2 separate regions of the Homo sapiens genome follow, and region 1 is linked to region 2. Evidence: chromatin loops called from intact Hi-C (ENCODE). Cell type or tissue: sigmoid colon. All regions are shown on one strand. Links, peaks and the distances in the headings refer to the core of each region. The heading gives the core; the rest is flanking DNA. Region 1 has its middle 70 kb from the start of COPRS. Region 2 holds the start of MIR193A (microRNA 193a).

Region 1 (8,330 bases), core at 315-8,314, 230 kb before region 2:
TTGCCGGATGAGTAGAAGCACCTGGTGGGGGGGCCCAGGCCACAGTCCAGACCATCCAATAAGGACCTCTGGGGGTGAGACCCAGGCATCAGTGTTTTTTAAAGCTTCCCGGATGATTCCAAAGAGCAGCCATGGTTGGAAACCATGCATTAGGGGAATGGAAGTAGAGGTTGCCTAAATGTGCACACACACACACACACACAATTAGGGTAGGCTTGAAGGTAAACTTCCAAAGACTGTCAGTCCATAGCCTTCTCCCCAGCCCCTCCTGTGTGTTCCAGAGGAATAAAAGGACATGGGTTTTGGAGGCAGACGGATCATGTGCTGACTGCTGTAAGATAGCATGTGACCATCGAGGCAGTCGATAATTTGATAAGTGTTTATTGAGTGCTTACTATGTGCTAGGTGCTGGGAACCCAGCAGGGAATATCATCAAGTCCTTGCTCTCAGGGAGCTCACTGCCTATGGCAGAAGATGGATAGACATACATTTCTCAGGCAGTGTTAGAAGGAGGGACACAGAGTTACGGGAGCCCCCAGGAGGGGTATCTGGTGCAGTCTTGTGGGGTTAGGGAGACTTCCTCTCAGAGGAAGTGGCCGCAAGGAGATACCACAAAGGAGTGGAGGAAAGAGATGGAAACATAAGTAGAGGAAACTACATGTGCAAAAGCCTAGAGGCAAGAGTGAGTATGGAGAACTCAGAAATAGCAAGTATTGACTCTATGTGAAATGTGACGTTGGGGAGGGATAAAAGAGAACTGGAAAAAACAGGCAGGGCCAGATCATAAAAGGCCTTAAAAGCCGAAGTGGGGAGTCTGTACTTTATCCCGATGACAATGGGGAGCTCCCGGAAGTAGAGCAGTGCCTTCAGGGATGAGTTTATCTGTGCAGTGTGACTAGATGGAAGGGATGCTGCAGGCATCCTCATGAGAGATGATGGTGGTCTGGGATCAGGTAGTGACAGTGGGGATGGAGAGAAGTGGACAGAGTCAAGAGACTGAGCATTTCTGGAGCTCTCTCTGCACAGTTCTCTCCTCTCTGGTACTCTGTCCTGTGAGATCCAGCTGCCTTTCCTTTGCTGCGTTGTGGCCTGAAAACCCGAGCTGTAACTGGACAACTGGGGGGCTTGCCTGGTCTGTTTCCCCCTACTCAGGAATCACTGTCCTTTGTTAACCATGTCCAATGCCCTGAAAACTCTTGTTTCATATATTTTGTCTGTTTTTTGGTTGCTTCAGTCAGGAGTATAAATCTGGTCTCTATTATTTCACCTTGATTGGAAGTGAAAGTCCTTCTATTTCATTTTTCTATATAAGAATTATTTAAGAAAGTTTGGCTGGGCACAGTGGCTCACGCCTGTAATCCCAACACTTTGAGAGGCTGAAGCGGGTGGATCACTTGAGGCCAGGAGTTTGAGATCAGCCTGGCCAAGATGACGAAACCTGGTCTCTACTAAAAATACAAAAATTAGCCAAGCATGGTGGCATACACTTGTAGTCCCAGCTACTTGGGAGGCTGGGCAGGAGAATCACTTGAACCCAGGAAGCGGACGTTGCAGTGAGCCGAGATCACTCCCACTGCACTCCAGCTTGGGCAATAGAGCAAGACTCTGTCTAAAAATAAAAATAAATAAAAAAAAAATAGGGAAAGAATTCTAGATGGTAGGAACAGGGTGATCAAAGGCTCAGAATCAGAGACGGGAAAATGCAGGCCTTTTCAGAGGGGCATATGCTGTCTGATATTGCGTTGGCTTGGCATTCTCAGTGGGGCTAGGCAGAGAACAGTGGAAAGCTACACTGGGATGGAATGTGGCAGGTCTTAAAGGAGAGGCAAAAAATATTGTATTGTGAAGGCAATGGGGAGCCATGGAAGGTTCTTGAGTAGAGAGGGGGAATAGCATGGTTTTTTTTTTTTGCCTGCCAGGCAAGTAGTTTTGACAGAAGAGCTAGCCTCAGTATAGTTCAAAGGTCCAGTTTTAGGGCTGGTTTCAGAAGTTGAGATCTAGTGGATACCTTAAAAGAACTGGTATAAAAACTTTTTATTATAGGCCAGGTGCAGTGGCTCATGCTTATAATTCCAACACTTGGGAAGGCAGAGGTGGGAGGACTACCTGAGGCAGGAGTTTGAGACCAGTATGGGCAACATAGCAAGACCCTGTCTCTACAAAAAACAAGAACAAAACTAATCAGGCATGGTGGCGCACACTTGTAGTCCTAACTATTCAGGAGGCTGAGGAGGGAGGATTGCGTGCGCTCGGGAGGTTGAGGCTTCAGTGAGCTATGATCGCGCTGGAGTGCAGCCTGGACAACAGAGTGAGACCTTGTCTCAAAGAAACAAACAAAACCAAACAAAACCACAATACCATTTTCACACCTACAAAAAATGAACATATTCTCTAATATCATGAAATCTCTATTAAGATGTTCATATTCTAATTGTATTATAATTTTGATGACTTTTACACATAAAATTTGTTTTAAAACACTTTAAGTTTCCTTCTTCCATCTAAGAAGATGTCACACTCATCTAGAGACCAGCTCAAGTTCGGCTCAGGGAACATTTAGGTCTTCCTACTGTGTTGCGGTTCACTGACTTTGGAAGTTTCACTGACGATGGTGGAAGTAACGAGTTACAGCACTGGTCCCATCTCGCACTGAGTTGGGTTCAAGCACATCTGGTGAACTAGTGGGGCATCTCTGCACAGTGAACCCGTTAAAGGAAGTGTCAGGAACCAGCCTTGACAGCTTGGCCTAGCAAGCGGAGCAAGGAGTGATGCTGGGTACTGTGTGGCCACTGTCCCTCTGATTTGTCCCTTGGCTTTGTCTCATTTTGAGTGAAAACTGTGAGGACAAATTCTAAAACTGTTTAAGATGTTGGGGGCATGAGCGGAGTAGAGTTGGTACCCCCATAAGAGAAAGGCGGGGAGTGGTGTGGTGCTCTCCACCAGACCCCCTTGGTCAGAGACTGGTAAGGTGGGCAGAGGAGGGGGCAGGATTTCTGTAGGTGCAGTGTCATCACAGGGGAATCCCTGGAGCCAGAGGAGGGGAAATCCCTTCAAACACCACCCAGACACTACCCCGCTTGTTTGTGAGCACATTGGAGATGGCCCCTGGGGAATGCAAGCTACTTGATGAAGGTAGGGAAGTACTGAACACGACTCTGTGAAGGTTCTTATTACCCCACCTTCCATGTGTGAGAACTGAGTTCAAATGGAGGGAAGAGTCACGCAACCAGGAAGCAAGGTGTCTTTTCATTTTTATTTATTTACTTATTTATTTTTTGAGACAGAGTCTCACTCTGTTGCCCAGGCTGCAGTGCATTGGCATGATCTGGGCTCACTGCAACCTCTGCCTGTGGGTTCAGCCTCCCAAGTAGCTGGGATTACAGGTGTGCACCACCACACCCAGCTAATTTTTGTATTTTTATTTATTATTTGTTTATTTATTTATTGAGATGGGGTCTTGCTCTGTTGCCCAGGCTGGAGTGCAGTGGTATAATCTCAGCTCACTGCAACTTCTGCCTCCCCGGCTCAAGTGATCCTCCTACCTCGGCCTCCTTAGTAGCTGGGACTACAGGCCTACTCCAACATGCCTGCTAATTTTTTGTATTTTCAGTAGCGACGGGGTTTTACCATGTTGCCCAAGCTGGTCTTGTGAACTCAAGTGATCTGCCCGCCTCGGCCTCTCAAAGTGTTGGGATTACAGGCGTGAGCCACTGTGTCTGGTCATGAGATGTGTTTAAATTCAAAGCCATCCTTCTCTCACTCTAATAATGGTTGCCACACAGAAGGGGAATGCTTTAGGAGAAGAATGCTGATGGGCTGAGTCTGTATCAGGGACCATCTGGAGACCATAAGCTGTTGCTCATCTTAACCTTCAAAACCATTCTATGAGGTCACTTTTATCCTTATTCTACAGATAGGGAAATGAGGCTCAGTTTTACTAACTTCAAAGCTCACAGTCATGGTCAAAATAGTTCATTGGATATTTCTTGGGAACATTTGGCTTTGGTTCGTGGTTCAGGAAAAAAATTGTCTTTAGATTTTCATTTCAGGGTTCAGAGAGGCTGGTTCTTTCTCATTTGGGGTTCAAGATTTAGTTTGAATATTAGGCCCTAGGAGCCTCTGGTTCTTCATAAGTGTTAAATAGATTAAATGCCATAAAGGTGACATTGAGATACTTGGGCATGTTGGGGCAGTGAGCTTTGGCTCTGGCCCGTGGCTCTAGGAGGATGGTAGCTGGTATCCATCGAGATGGATGGTGGCTGTGGGGTGTGAATGCTGAGTGATGACTTGTATTAAAGTGGATGTGGGCAAATAAAAATGAATTTTGCTTGGAACCACTTTTTATCAGGTGGCTTTCCATGCAGGATGATGTTTCACATGCATAGGCAACCTGGACCTGAGCTGGGGTGGAGTTGGGGCAGACGAGCTGTGTCTTCTCTGCCCTTTCTGATTCCAGGGCGAGGGCTGTGCCAGGAAGTGCTTCTCAGCCACTTCTCCTTAGGCACCTTTAAAGGAGCCTTTCCCCACCCCAGTCTGACTCAGAAAGTGGGGAGAAATGCCAGAGGCAGATGGAGCCAGGCACAGGCCCGGGCAAAACGTGTGAGGCTGAGTGTTTCCAACAGCAAGACACTGGAAGTGATGCAAGTGCTCAGCAGTCAAAAAGGAGAGGATGAAAGCATTCCAGTGCCCAGCCTGCACCTCAGTTGTTGTAATCACGATTCCCTGCCTCCAGTCTGGCAACTCCCCCAGCCATCATTTAATCACTCAGCAAGTATCTATCAAGCACTTATCCTGTACTGGGAAGGGCATGTTGACTGCTACTTGCTCAGCCCCCTGTTTCATTCCCCTGTGACCCTCGAAGATTCCTTTAAGTGACCAGGCAAGCCCTCCATGCCACCACTCCCTAAAAGTAGGCTCCATCTGGGCGGCTTCAGTGTGCAACCTACACAACTGTACACAGGAGCCCTGCCTCAGGCACCCATGGTGTCAATCACAGTCTTACTGCACATATAAGTACTCTGTAAACTGCATGAAGGTTAGGCTATTCCTCTTACTACTATTGTATGAGACGTCTGGGATCCTGTTCTAGAAATGTTCCTGTCATATCTCAATAGACCCCAAGAATTGTCTCCTTGTCTGAAATTTCCTGCAGTCAGCAAGCTTCCTCTCTAGGGTTCCAGGACCTTAGAATCCCCCTCTTCCCCAGCCTCTGCCTTCACTTCCTGCATCCACACAGGGGAAGGGAAGGGAACCCATGCCCTTTTATGTGTCAGGCCCATGCTGAGAAATTTACAGAGTATTCTATTTAATTTTCAACAACTTCTAGAGAAGTAGGTATTGCCACCCCCATTTTAGGATAAACTGAGATTTTTTTCTTTTTTTTTTCTTTAGGGAGAAACTGAAGCTCAAAGACATGAAATCATTTTCTTTAGATCATGCGTATGTGAAGTGGCAGACCCGGATTTGAACTTGAATTCCGTAAGACTTCAAACCCTGAAACTGTGTAGCTTCATATCCTGGCTCTTCTGCCTACTATTGTGTGTACCTTGGGAAATTACTAAATCTCTTGATGCTTCTCTTTCAATCTTGGTAAAATGAGGGCGATAATAATTCTTGCCTCTCCAGGCAGTTAGGAGGATCAAAGGAGTTGAAACAAGTAAAACACTGTGAGACCGGCACACTCAATGAATATTGGCTCTTATCATCATCATCATCATCATCATCATCATCATCATCATCATCATCATTATTACTATTACTTCTCCAAGACACTTACATGACTTGGGATAATTGTTACATTTATAGAAGCAGCCCCAGGATTAAATGCTTCTTCGTCTTGGAAGCCTTGGGCCAATTTGATAACAACGGGCTTTGTATTTTCAAATATGAGAAATATCTAGAATAAACTCCCAAATGTCACAGTGGAGACTCTGTCCAGGCCGGTGATGACTCTTCCAGAGCAGCACAGGGGAGATGAGGGTGTTTTCCAGTGATGTGATTGGGTCACACAGGCCTCAAGTCATCTCTGAAAGAAATAAAAGGGAACTTGGATTTGAAAGGACATGGTGGGTCTTAAGAGATCTCTGCTTATGGTTTAAAAATTGTGTCCAATTTTCATTGCTCCATTGATTTGCGCTTCTTGGAGTTGGTTGGATGAAGTCCTCCTTAGAGGCAGGGGAATGGATTGGATGTTCGGTCCCTATGACTTCTCTCCTGTATTTTCTTCATGCTTTGAAATAATAATCCATTTCATAGTATAGTGGGTTCAGATGGCAGATCATAGACTCAGGTATTGTGGACAGACCAATCATTGTGTCCACAGCTTGACCCTGGTGGAAGGCTGTAACCCTGATGGCAAAGCCCTGGAGTCTCCCAAACCAGTCAGGGGTCCCTGCCTCTTCCCAACTTCTTTTTTTATTATTATTTTTTTATTTTTTTATTGTCCTTCACTTCCTTTTTTTAAATTATACTTTAAGTTTCAGGGTACATGTGCACAACGTGCAGGTTTGTTACATATGTATACATGTGCCATGTTGGTGTGCTGCACCCATTAACTCGTCATTTACATTAGGTATATCTCCTAATGATATCCCTCCTCCCTCCCCCCACCCCACAACAGGCCCCAGTGTGTGATGTTCCCCTTCCTGTGTCCATGTGTTCTCATTGTTCAATTCCCACCTATGAGTGAGAATATGCGGTGTTTGGTTTTTTGTCCATTTCTCAGTTTGCTGAGAATGACGGTTTCCAGCTTCATTCATGTCCCTACAAAGGACATGAACTCATCATTTTTTATGGCTGCATAGTATTCCATGGTGTATATGTGCCACATTTTCTTAATCGAGTCTATCATTGTTGGACATTTGGGTTGGTTCCAAGTCTTTGCTATTGTGAATAGTGCCACAATAAACATACGTGTGCATGTGTCTTTATAGCGGCATGGTTTATAATCCTTTGGGTATATGCCCAGTAATGGGATGGCTGGGCCAAATGGTATTTCTAGTTCTAGATCCCTGAGGAGTCGCCACACTGTCTTCCACAATGGTTGAACTAGTTTACAGTCCCACCAACGTGTAAAAGTGTTCCTATTTCTCCACATCCTCTCCAGCACGTGTTGTTTCCTGACTTTTTAATGATCGCCATTCTAAGTGGTGTGAGATGGTATCTCATTGTGGTTTTGATTTGCATTTCTCTGATGGCCAGTGATGATGAGCATATTTTCATGTGTCTTTTGGCTGCATAAATGTCTTCTTTTGAGAAGTGTCTGTTCATATCCTTCACCCACTTGGTGATGGGTTGTTTTTTTCTTGTACCTTTGTTTGAGTTCATTGTAGATTCTGGATATTAGCCCTTTGTCAGATAAGTAGATTGCAAAAATTTTCTCCCATTCTGTAGGTTGCCTGTTCACTCTGATGGTAGTTTCTTTTGCTGTGCAGAAGCTCTTTAGTTTAATTAGATCCCATGTGTCAATTTTGGCTTTTGTTGCCATTGCTTTTGGTGTTTTAGACATGAAGTCCTTGTACATGCCTATGTCCTGAATGGTATTGCCTAGGTTTTCTTCTAGGGTTTTTACGGTTTTAGGTCTAACATTTAAGTCTTTAATCTATCTTGAATTAATTTTTGTATAAGATGTAAGGAAGGGATCCAGTTTCAGCTTTCTACATATGGCTAGCCAGTTTTCCCAGCACCATTGATTAAATAGGGAATCCTTTCCCCATTTCTTGTTTTTGTCAGGTTTGTCAAAGATCAGATAGTTGTAGATATGTGGAATTATTTCTGAGGGCTCTGTTCTGTTCCATTGGTCTATATCTCTGTTTTGGTACAAGTACCATGCTGTTTTGGTTACTGTAGCCTTGTAGTATAGTTTGAAGTCAGATAGCGTGATGCCTCCAGCTTTGTTCTTTTGGCTTAGGATTGACTTGGCAATGCAGGCTCTTTTTTGGTTCCATATGAACTTTAAAGTAGCTTTTTCCAATTCTGTGAAGAAAGTCATTGGTAGCTTGATGGGGATGGCATTGAATCTATAAATTACCTTGGGCAGTATGGTCATTTTCACCATATTGATTCTTCCTACCTATGAGCATGGAATGTTCTTGCATTTGTTTGTATCCTCTTTTATTTCGTTGAGCAGTGGTTTGTAGTTCTCCTTGAAGAGGTCCTTCACATCCCTTGTAAGTTGGATTCCTAGGTATTTTATTCTCTTTGAAGCAATTGTGAATGGGAGTTCACTCATGATTTGGCTCTCTGTTTGTCTGTTATTGGTGTATAAGAATGCTTGTGATTTTTGCACGTTGATTTTGTATCCTGAGACTTTGCTGAAGTTGCTTATCAGC
Region 2 (8,330 bases), core at 67-8,066:
CTCTACTAAAAATACAAAAAATTAGCTGGGCATGGTGGTACACGCCTGTAATCCCACTGAGGCAGGAGAATCACTTGAACCCAAGAGGCAGAGGTTTCAGTGAGCAGAGACCATACCACTGCACTCCACCTGGATGACAGAGTGAGAATCTGTCTCAAAAAAAAAAAAAAAAAGAAAGAAAGAAAAAAGAAAAAAAAAAAGAAAGAAAGAAAAAAGAAAAAAAAAAGAAAAATAAACAAGCCGAGCACAGTGGCTCACACCTGTAATCCTAGCACTTTGGGAGGCTGAGGCAGGCAGATCATTTGAGGTCAGGAGTTCGAGACCAGCCTGGCCAACATGGTGAAACCCCATCTCTATTAAAAATACAAAAGTTAGCCGGCTGTGGTGGTAGGCACCTGTAATCACAGCTACTCGGGAGGCTGAGGCAGGAGAATCGCTTGAACATGGGAGGTGGAGACTGCAGTGAGCTGAGATCGTGCCACTGCACTCCAACATGGGCAATAGAGTGAGAATCTGTCCCAGAAAAAAAAAAGAAAGAAAAGAAAAAGAAATAAAATAATAATTTGAAAATCTTTATTAAAAAAAAAAGAGCCAGGGGACAAAGACTACCAGTCGGAGATCTACTGGTTTGTGCCAGACACCCTGACATACATCTTTCGTAAGCTTCGCCACACACTTACAAGGTAGGTATCATAACCCTCATCCCGCAAGAGAAGAAACTGGGGCACAGAGAAGTCACTGGGCCAAAGCCATGCAGCTGGTGAGCCGCAGTTGGAACCCAAGCACATCTGGACGCAAAGTGCGCCTCCATGGCCTTCACACTGGGCTGCTTCAAGAAAAAAACCCTTCACGGAAACCAAAATGATCCCTTGCTTCTGAGACAACTCTCTTTCAGGGACTTATCACAGATTAGGAGTGCTGTTCTTTTGTGTAAAAAGAACTGAGACTGGCCAAATATTTACCAGCCCGCGCAGAGGGCTGTAGACTGGCCCAGCAGCGGAATTAACTCCTCCTGCAGTATCAAGGGCCAAGCTGTTGCTAGACAAAGTGGAGGAGAGAATCCTCACCATTCAGACAGCTCAGCTTTGGGCAAAGAGGAACCAAAGGAAACCCAGGGAAGCAGCCAGGGGCTCGGCAGGGATGGCCACCAACAAAACCCCGGAGGGATTTCTTCTGAGGTTCAGAACTTCCAGAGTTGCTAGGAGTGAAGATGAGAGGACTGGCTTCTCCCAATACTTCCTTTGTCATTCCGATCCTGCTGGACAAAAACTGATCTTCAATCTTTCATAGGTTGGGATTTTTCTTTTTCAAAAAAAAAAAAAAAAAGCCAAAAAGGCAAGGTTAATTATTCACCAGTCTGCAATTTACCTAAGAGTTGAGGGAATGCAAGTTTCTTCCCAGTAGGCAGGACAGGGAGTCCAGCTGGATTTTTAGGAGTCTTCCGTCAGTCTCCCTGCAGGTCTCGCTAAAACCCTCCCCCTCCTACCAGCTTTCTACCTTGCATTTAGCTGCTTCCTGAAGAAGGCTCCAGGGTAAATCAGTCTATGTTCAAGCTACTTCCCCTTGAAACCTTGAGGTACCCATCTTTGAAAGAGGGACTGGGGGTGGGGGTAGGAGCCAGGAAGGAGGCCTCTGCTCCAGGAAACTATGAATTCAAGAGAGAGCAAAATCAAAAAGCTCTCCACTACAACACAATTCCTCAATACAACGGCTTACACGGAAGCATAAATCAGTTGCAGGAGGCCAGGCTAGCCCAGCCTACTGCATAGCTGATTCAATCACATTTTGCAAAGGAAAAAAACCCAAGAAGGAAAAACCTAATCACTCACTTCCCCCAAAGAAACGAAGCACCAAGTCATTTCCTAAAAATCTCTAAAGCCCTGGCCAGACCCAGAAAGAATGGGGCACAGCCTGAGGGAAACTGCCGGGGGCACCACAGTGCTCCTCAGGCCTCATTCCCAGCCCTGTGAGTCCACCTTCCCCAGCCGGTCCCCTCCAGGGTGGGTGCAGGGCAGCCAGCCAGGCCTGCTTTTCGGCATCTCATTGCTCCAGCCCACTTCTGGGATGTTTTATGACCACGCAATATTCTGGAGATTTCCACTTCATTTACTTTTAGACACTGATCCCCAGGGCTGGGAGAGGCATTGGTTCAAAGGGAGAACTTTGTTTTCCCAAGCTGATTCAGCGCTCCAAAGAGCATTTTTCTTAATTAGGGGCGAGGTCTCCAGTTGAAGCTCCCATCAGTTCCACTCCTAGACAATTTTGTCTCCAAACTAAGAATTTGTCAAGATGTTCAGAAATCTACCCCATGGCCAAACTCTTTTCTCCCATAATTCTGACATCTGCATGTTCCACTGGGTAAGCCTCCAGGACAAAGCTAACATGGACAAAAGTCAGGCCAACTGCAGGACGGGGTATGTCCCTTCCTGGCCTCCCAGGCCCAAACCTGCCTCCCTGACCCCAAAACACACCTGACTGCCTACCACACACCTGACTCCCCTGTGTTGGCTCCCACATGCCCCCAAAACAGGGACAACAGTATGGGCAGGACGCCTGCAAAGGACTACTCTACACGTGGCCTGCAGAGGCAGGGAGCCTGTGGGAAAATGCCTCTTGAATGGGTTTTTACACGACCTGGCAAGGGGTGGGCCAACCTGGCCGTGATGGTTCCTCCCTCTCACCCTCCCTCCTCCCAGCTCCTAAAAACCTCTCCTGTTTTCCAAAGCCAAGTAAGACAGGGACCAGACGTTCCCTATTTTGTCAACCAGTTCTTCACACAGTTCAAGTCACCTCACTGCATGTCCCCAGATGTTTTTCCACGGCCAAGAGCCAAAAACACAACACAAACAAAGGACAAATAACCAAAGTTCCAACACCAGGCAAACCCGAGGTTTCAGGGGTTGGTGGGTTTTTGTTTTCGGGGAGTAGAAGCAAACGCACTAGAGGAATAGATAAGAGACTTTAAAGGAGAGTTTAAGGAATTCCAGCAAAAAACTTGAAGAGGACTAGAGTGGGTCCACATTATGTTGCATCGGTCAGGGAACAAAAGACCGGCCATTGGGAACACATCCACAAAGATCCATCTTTAATGAAATGGTGTTTGGGAGAGGAACAGGGGCTTCCTGCGCCACCGGGCCAAACCTCCGCTTCCCACCTCCCCAGGGGCAATTCTAGAAGTCAGGCCCCGTTCTCCCCACCCCCAAGCTCAAGGTTGCCGCCCTGGAAAGCACAGCAGGGCAGGCCTCGGTAAGTGGCAGGGCTTGGCCCATGGGTAAGCCGGGTCCCGTCTGTCCACTCAACCCAGGTCGCCGGGGCGCGGTCCACGTCTGCCCAAAGGGTACGGACCCCAAGCAGTGACCGACTCACACTTCCGAGAGCGTCGCTATTTCTCCAGCGAAGTGCGGGGATTTCCCGAATCACCGCACGCAGCCGGGGCGAGCGCACCTCACCACTCCTTCTCCAGCGTGGACCTGAGAGGCAGCCTGGCCGGAGCGCACGCCAGCCCGGGAGGAAGCCGGCCTGGGGCGAGGACCGGGGAGAAGACGCTGGTCCCGGGGGCCGAGAACTGGGACTTTGTAGGCCAGTTGATCCGACACCCTCATCTCGCCCGCAAAGACCCAGCCCTCAGCTCCCATCCTCGGAGTTCGGGGTGCGTCCCCGACGGGCTTCCCGGGGCTGGGTCCGGTCGCCGGCTCTGTGCACCGCGCTCCGCTCCGCCGAAGCTCTGGGTGTCCCTCAGGCGGCGTTCCCCGGGAAAGTCCACCGCCCCGCCCGACCTCGGGTCGCGGGCTCCAAACCCAGCCCTCCAAGGGTTACACGACGCTCGGCGGCCTCCACGCCACCCCCGGGCCGCCTCGGCTCAGGCCGAGGGACAGCGCTGGGGGAGGGGGAGGTGCGGGGACCAAAGCCTCCCCACCGCAGCCCCACTCCCGAGTGGGGCGCAAGAGTTATGCGCCGAGAAACTTCGCCACGCTCCCACGCCGCGCCTGCGAGGCCCAGCTCCGCTCTGCCTCGGTTACCTGCGCTCAGCTCGGCGGGCGAGGGGCGCGGGGCGCGGGGCAGGAGCCGTGGCCGACCTCTCGCAGCAGGCCGCACCCTCCCGCAAGGCCGAGCCCGCACCGCTGCCTGGGCACGGGGGCCATAGCCGCTAGCCGGGGCCCGCGCCCCGACGTTCCGGGAGCCCCTCGAACTCCTGGCCGGGGGCCGTGGCCTCGCTCGACCTGCCCGGGACCTGGGGGCCGCCGCCGCCCCCTCCGCTAGGAGAGCGAGCCCGACGAAGCCGGGAGAGGAGCGGGGCGGCGAGACCCCTCGAAAGTTGGGGGGGTCGGCTTGCTCGCCGCGGCCCGACCTGGCTCCACGTGCTGGTGACACATCAGGAAGGCTGCGCGCCCCGCGGCTCCCGGCGGGCGGACGCGGCCAGCGCCCGCCCGCACCGCCTCCCGGAGCCGAGCGGACGGCGCCCCGCCCCGGCCCGCCCTTCGCCCGCCCCTAGGCGGCACCGCCCCCGGCCGCGACGCCCGCTCCAGCCTGCGGCACCGGCGGGAGAGACCCTGACGGCGGTGGGGGGTGGCCCGGGTTCCCAGGTCCCGGGTGGCCCGCACTGCCCCGGGGATGGGGTCCCGACGCGGGCGGCCCTACTCGACAGTCTGGAGTGCCTTCCTCCCAGTCACGCAGTCCTTCCCGCCCCGGAGCCCAGTAATTTTCCCTTTTCCTCCTTTGACCCGTCCGAGCAGCTGCCAGCGCTTCCTCCCGCGGAGACCGGCGCGGGGAGCCCCCTGCCGGCCGCTCCGCTCCCGGGCCGCGCCCCCGCCCGGTGGAGCGCGCCTGCCGCCGGCCTCAACTTCCCCATCTAGAACCTGGAGCCGCCGGGCACTTCTGGCAGGGCTTTGGTGGCAAAGATTATAAATTAAAGTGCCAAGCATAGTACCGGGCAGCATACTTTCTTGAGATGTTAAAATTTCGTGCTTTCAACTCCCAGTTCCAGCGGCCTGCAGACAACCTCTCTTCCTGGCTGTGCTGTTTGAAAAGCTGAGTTCCTTTAGGGAGACTGTGGAAAAGGAGTGGGACAGAAAAGCTTTGAGGCTGAGTAAGAGCTGTCCCAAGATTAGCGAGGGGTGGGAGGTCAGTGGAATCCCCTTGGTGGAGACCTGCTGCCCCACTGTCTCTCCGGAGACGCCAGGATGTGGGAGAGTAACTGCGTGTCTCCTCTGGGACCTGAACCAGGCCTCTACCAAGATCCCCAGCCTCAAGATGGCCAGGATTCCAGGCACCGTGGGTGATGGGGAAGCCCAAATAACCACTGAGGTTGAGTTTCCCAACCTCTTCAGGTCGAGATTTGGAGCCATTTAAAGAAAATAACGTGACATATCTGTTTGTGTCCCGACATAGATATTAGCTATGTTCCTGCCTTCTCTTTCCTGGCCTCACCAACCCAGATCATGCCTTTAAATCTCACTATGAGGCTGGGCACGGTGGCGCACACCTGTAATCCCAGCACTTTGGGAGGCCAAGGCAGGATTGCTTGAGCCCAGGAGTTTGAGACCAGCCTGGGAACATAGTGAGACTCTGTCTTTACAAAAAGTTAAAAAAAAAAAAAAAATTAGCTGGGCGTGGTGGCACACACCTGAGGTGGGAGGATCGCTGAAGCCCAGGAGTTAGAGGCTACAGTGAATTATGATCGCACCACGGCACTCCAGCCTGCGTGACAGAGGGAGACCCTGTCTCTAAACTTCACTTTGGTAAGGGTTGAGTGGTATATCTGGTTTATCTGATCCCCACATCGGGATCCCTGGGTAGGACATGTCCAGGAGCTGGTGCTCCCAGGAGTGCGTAGCTGGGGGAGGGATGGCGGCCAAGCGCTGGCAGAGATGCCCAGTGCTGGGGCATGGACAGCGCTGGCCCCAGGCCTCTGTAATCGCCATTTTGTGGGAGCGCAGGATTAGAAGGGAAGAAAGAAGATGCCCTGACGTTGCTGGAGATGCAGCCGGGGCTGGAGGGGGTCTGGAGTTAGTGTTCTGCTTTCTCTTCCCCTTTTATTGCTCGCTCCAAATCTGACAAACCCTTAGGATCTCTGAGACTCAGGAGCCGGGAGGAGCCGGTGTCCTGGGGGGATGAAAGGGCAGGGTTGTAATGGGTTTACCCCGGTGCTGATCCCAGAGAAGCTCGAAGAAGATTAAGATTTGCTCCCTGGGCCTGAAATCTCCCTGCTACCCCCTGACCACATCAAAGGACACGGCCGTGGGGGGTGCCTAATCCCATCAATGGAATCAAAGCTGGACAAGAAAGGAAATTCTTCGATCTTGGGGCAGCAGCAGGATGCAGCTCACTACAGAAAGGCAGATCGAGGTCCTGGCCTTTTCCACTGGCGGGAACATCCCAAGAAAGATCCAGTCCACAGGCAGATAGGGCCTGCCCTTTTCTTCCTGAGGTGGCCACTGCGGGAAGGTCAACCACAAGAACTTGGGATACCCAGCAGCAGGACTGGGCCTGCCTCCAGGGGCAGAGAAGGACCCCGGGGGCAGGGGGTGGGGGCTCACCCAACATCCCAACATCATACAGCTTTTCTGGCTCCCAGCTTGACTTCTGGAAGGGGCTTTTGCATGTGACACTCCTTGCCACCAGCGTTTCCCAAAAGGTGGTGCTCATATGAGAGATGGTTTTAGATGGAAAAAAATGTAATATGTAGTATTAAATATAAATTTTCTGAATATTGCTGTTACAATGAGGCAAAAATGGTTAAAGTGAGCCAACTCAAAGACAAGAATTTAGTAAATAATGTTATAGGTAGTATTCTGATATGACAACAATAATGGCAGTGGTATGCAAATGCAAATTACTAAAGTTAGAAAAATAGACCAGGCGCAGTGGCTCAGGCTTGTAAGCCACAAGCACTTTGGGAGGCCAAGGCAGGCAGATTGCTTGAGCTCAGGAGTTCAAGACCAGTCTAGGCAACCTGACGAAACCATGTCTCTACAAAAACAAAAACAAACAAAAAAAATTAGCTAAGCGTGGTGCCGCGCACCTGTAGTCTCAGCTACTCGGGAGGCTGAGGTGGGAGGATCACTTGAGCTCAGGAGGTTGAGGCTGCAGTGAGCTGTGATCATACCACTGCACCCTAGCTTGAGCAACAGAGTGAGACCCTGTCTCAAAAATTAAAAAAAAAAAAAAAGAAAAGAAAGAAAAACACTCCTTTCAATCATCTTTAGAGAAATGTTGCCTTAGAACAGTAGCTTTCAAACTCAGTCATGCCCCATGATAGGAAATACCTGTGTGTGTACGTATGTATATATGTGTATGTATCTATGTACATGTGTAAAACAAATGTTTTATGAAACAATTCTTATGCACTCAAATATATATTCTGTGTTACCGTTTCATTTTTAGAATGCTGTTTACAAGCTGTTAAATTGGTTTCACTTAACAGGGTTACCTCCTGCTGTTTGAGAACTTCAAGAACATACCATGATGATGATGATATTAACATCTCTCTGTTATTTTTATTTATTTATTTATTTATTTATTTGAGACAGAGCCTCACTGTGTTGCCCAGACTGGAGTGCATTGGCGTAATCTCGGCTCACTGCAACCTCCGCCTCCCAGGTTCCTGCCTCAGGCTCCCTAGTAGCTGGGATTACAGGCGCCCGCCACCATGCCCAGCTAATTTTTGTATTTTTGGTAGAGACGGGGTTTCACCATGTTAGTGAAACCTGACCTCGGGTGATCCTCCTGCCTCAGCCTCCCTAAGTGCTGGAATTACAGGTGTAAGCCACTGCACCCGGCCCAGAAAGAGTTCTGAGAGAAGACATACGCATCCTGGGGACCAGAGGGAGAAAAGGGCTGGTGATAACCTGAAGTACTTTGTAGGTGACTATGGAATTTGTGAGGGTGATTTTCTCAGCATATTCTGCTTAGATGGCAATGCACCTGGGTTTTGTTTCTCTCGGCCCAAATGATCTGGACCAAGGGAGAGCCCCAGAATCAGGGGAAAGGCAAGCAGGAAGGGAAATCTTTACTGCAGAAAAACTACTCTGGCATTACCAGACTTGTCACTGCTTATGGCCTGTTTCGATTCCTCACCTTCTCTGCAACCTTCTGAGAGTTATTTCCTGCCTCTGAAGTTCAGTTTCCTCATCAGCAAAATTGGGACGTGATTTTTTTCTCTGTGATTTCTCCCAACTTGATTGTTCCATTACTGGAGGATGAGAAGTTGAGTTTTCTTTTTCTGACCTTCATTCATTCAGCCAACAAATGAAGAGCCTCATTTTATATACCAGGGGAAGAGAAGACAGGACGCTTGCCCTCAAGCAGCAGCAGAGGGGTAAATTCCCCAG

What was found. A loop is a pair of places that touch in the nucleus more often than their neighbours do. Peaks named below come from ENCODE experiments on the same cell type or tissue, not always from the same donor. Only the 100,000 strongest peaks of a DNase experiment are listed, where the experiment ranks them.
Region 1: it touches region 2 in a loop (4-fold over the local background); 3 of 110 quality-filtered maps call a loop at or near these places.

Annotation. Positions count from the first base shown.
Region 1 is chr17:31,784,666-31,792,995 of GRCh38, reverse strand. No RefSeq gene overlaps it. Among named protein-coding and RNA genes, the nearest start is that of COPRS, 70 kb to the left of the region's middle. RefSeq lists an enhancer at 4,593-5,093. In sigmoid colon, for the core only: no CTCF peak of the experiment used is centred there; a DNase peak (open chromatin) is centred at 4,545.
Region 2 is chr17:31,555,306-31,563,635 of GRCh38, reverse strand. It overlaps MIR193A (microRNA 193a), which reads right to left and starts at 3,640; the gene lies at 3,553-3,640. RefSeq lists enhancers at 3,837-4,627, 5,961-6,585 and a silencer at 4,369-4,858. In sigmoid colon, for the core only: a CTCF peak has its summit at 4,782 (motif pointing left); DNase peaks (open chromatin) are centred at 2,614, 3,659, 4,425, 4,695 and 2 weaker places; H3K4me3 peaks cover 4,536 bases; H3K27ac peaks cover 2,474 bases.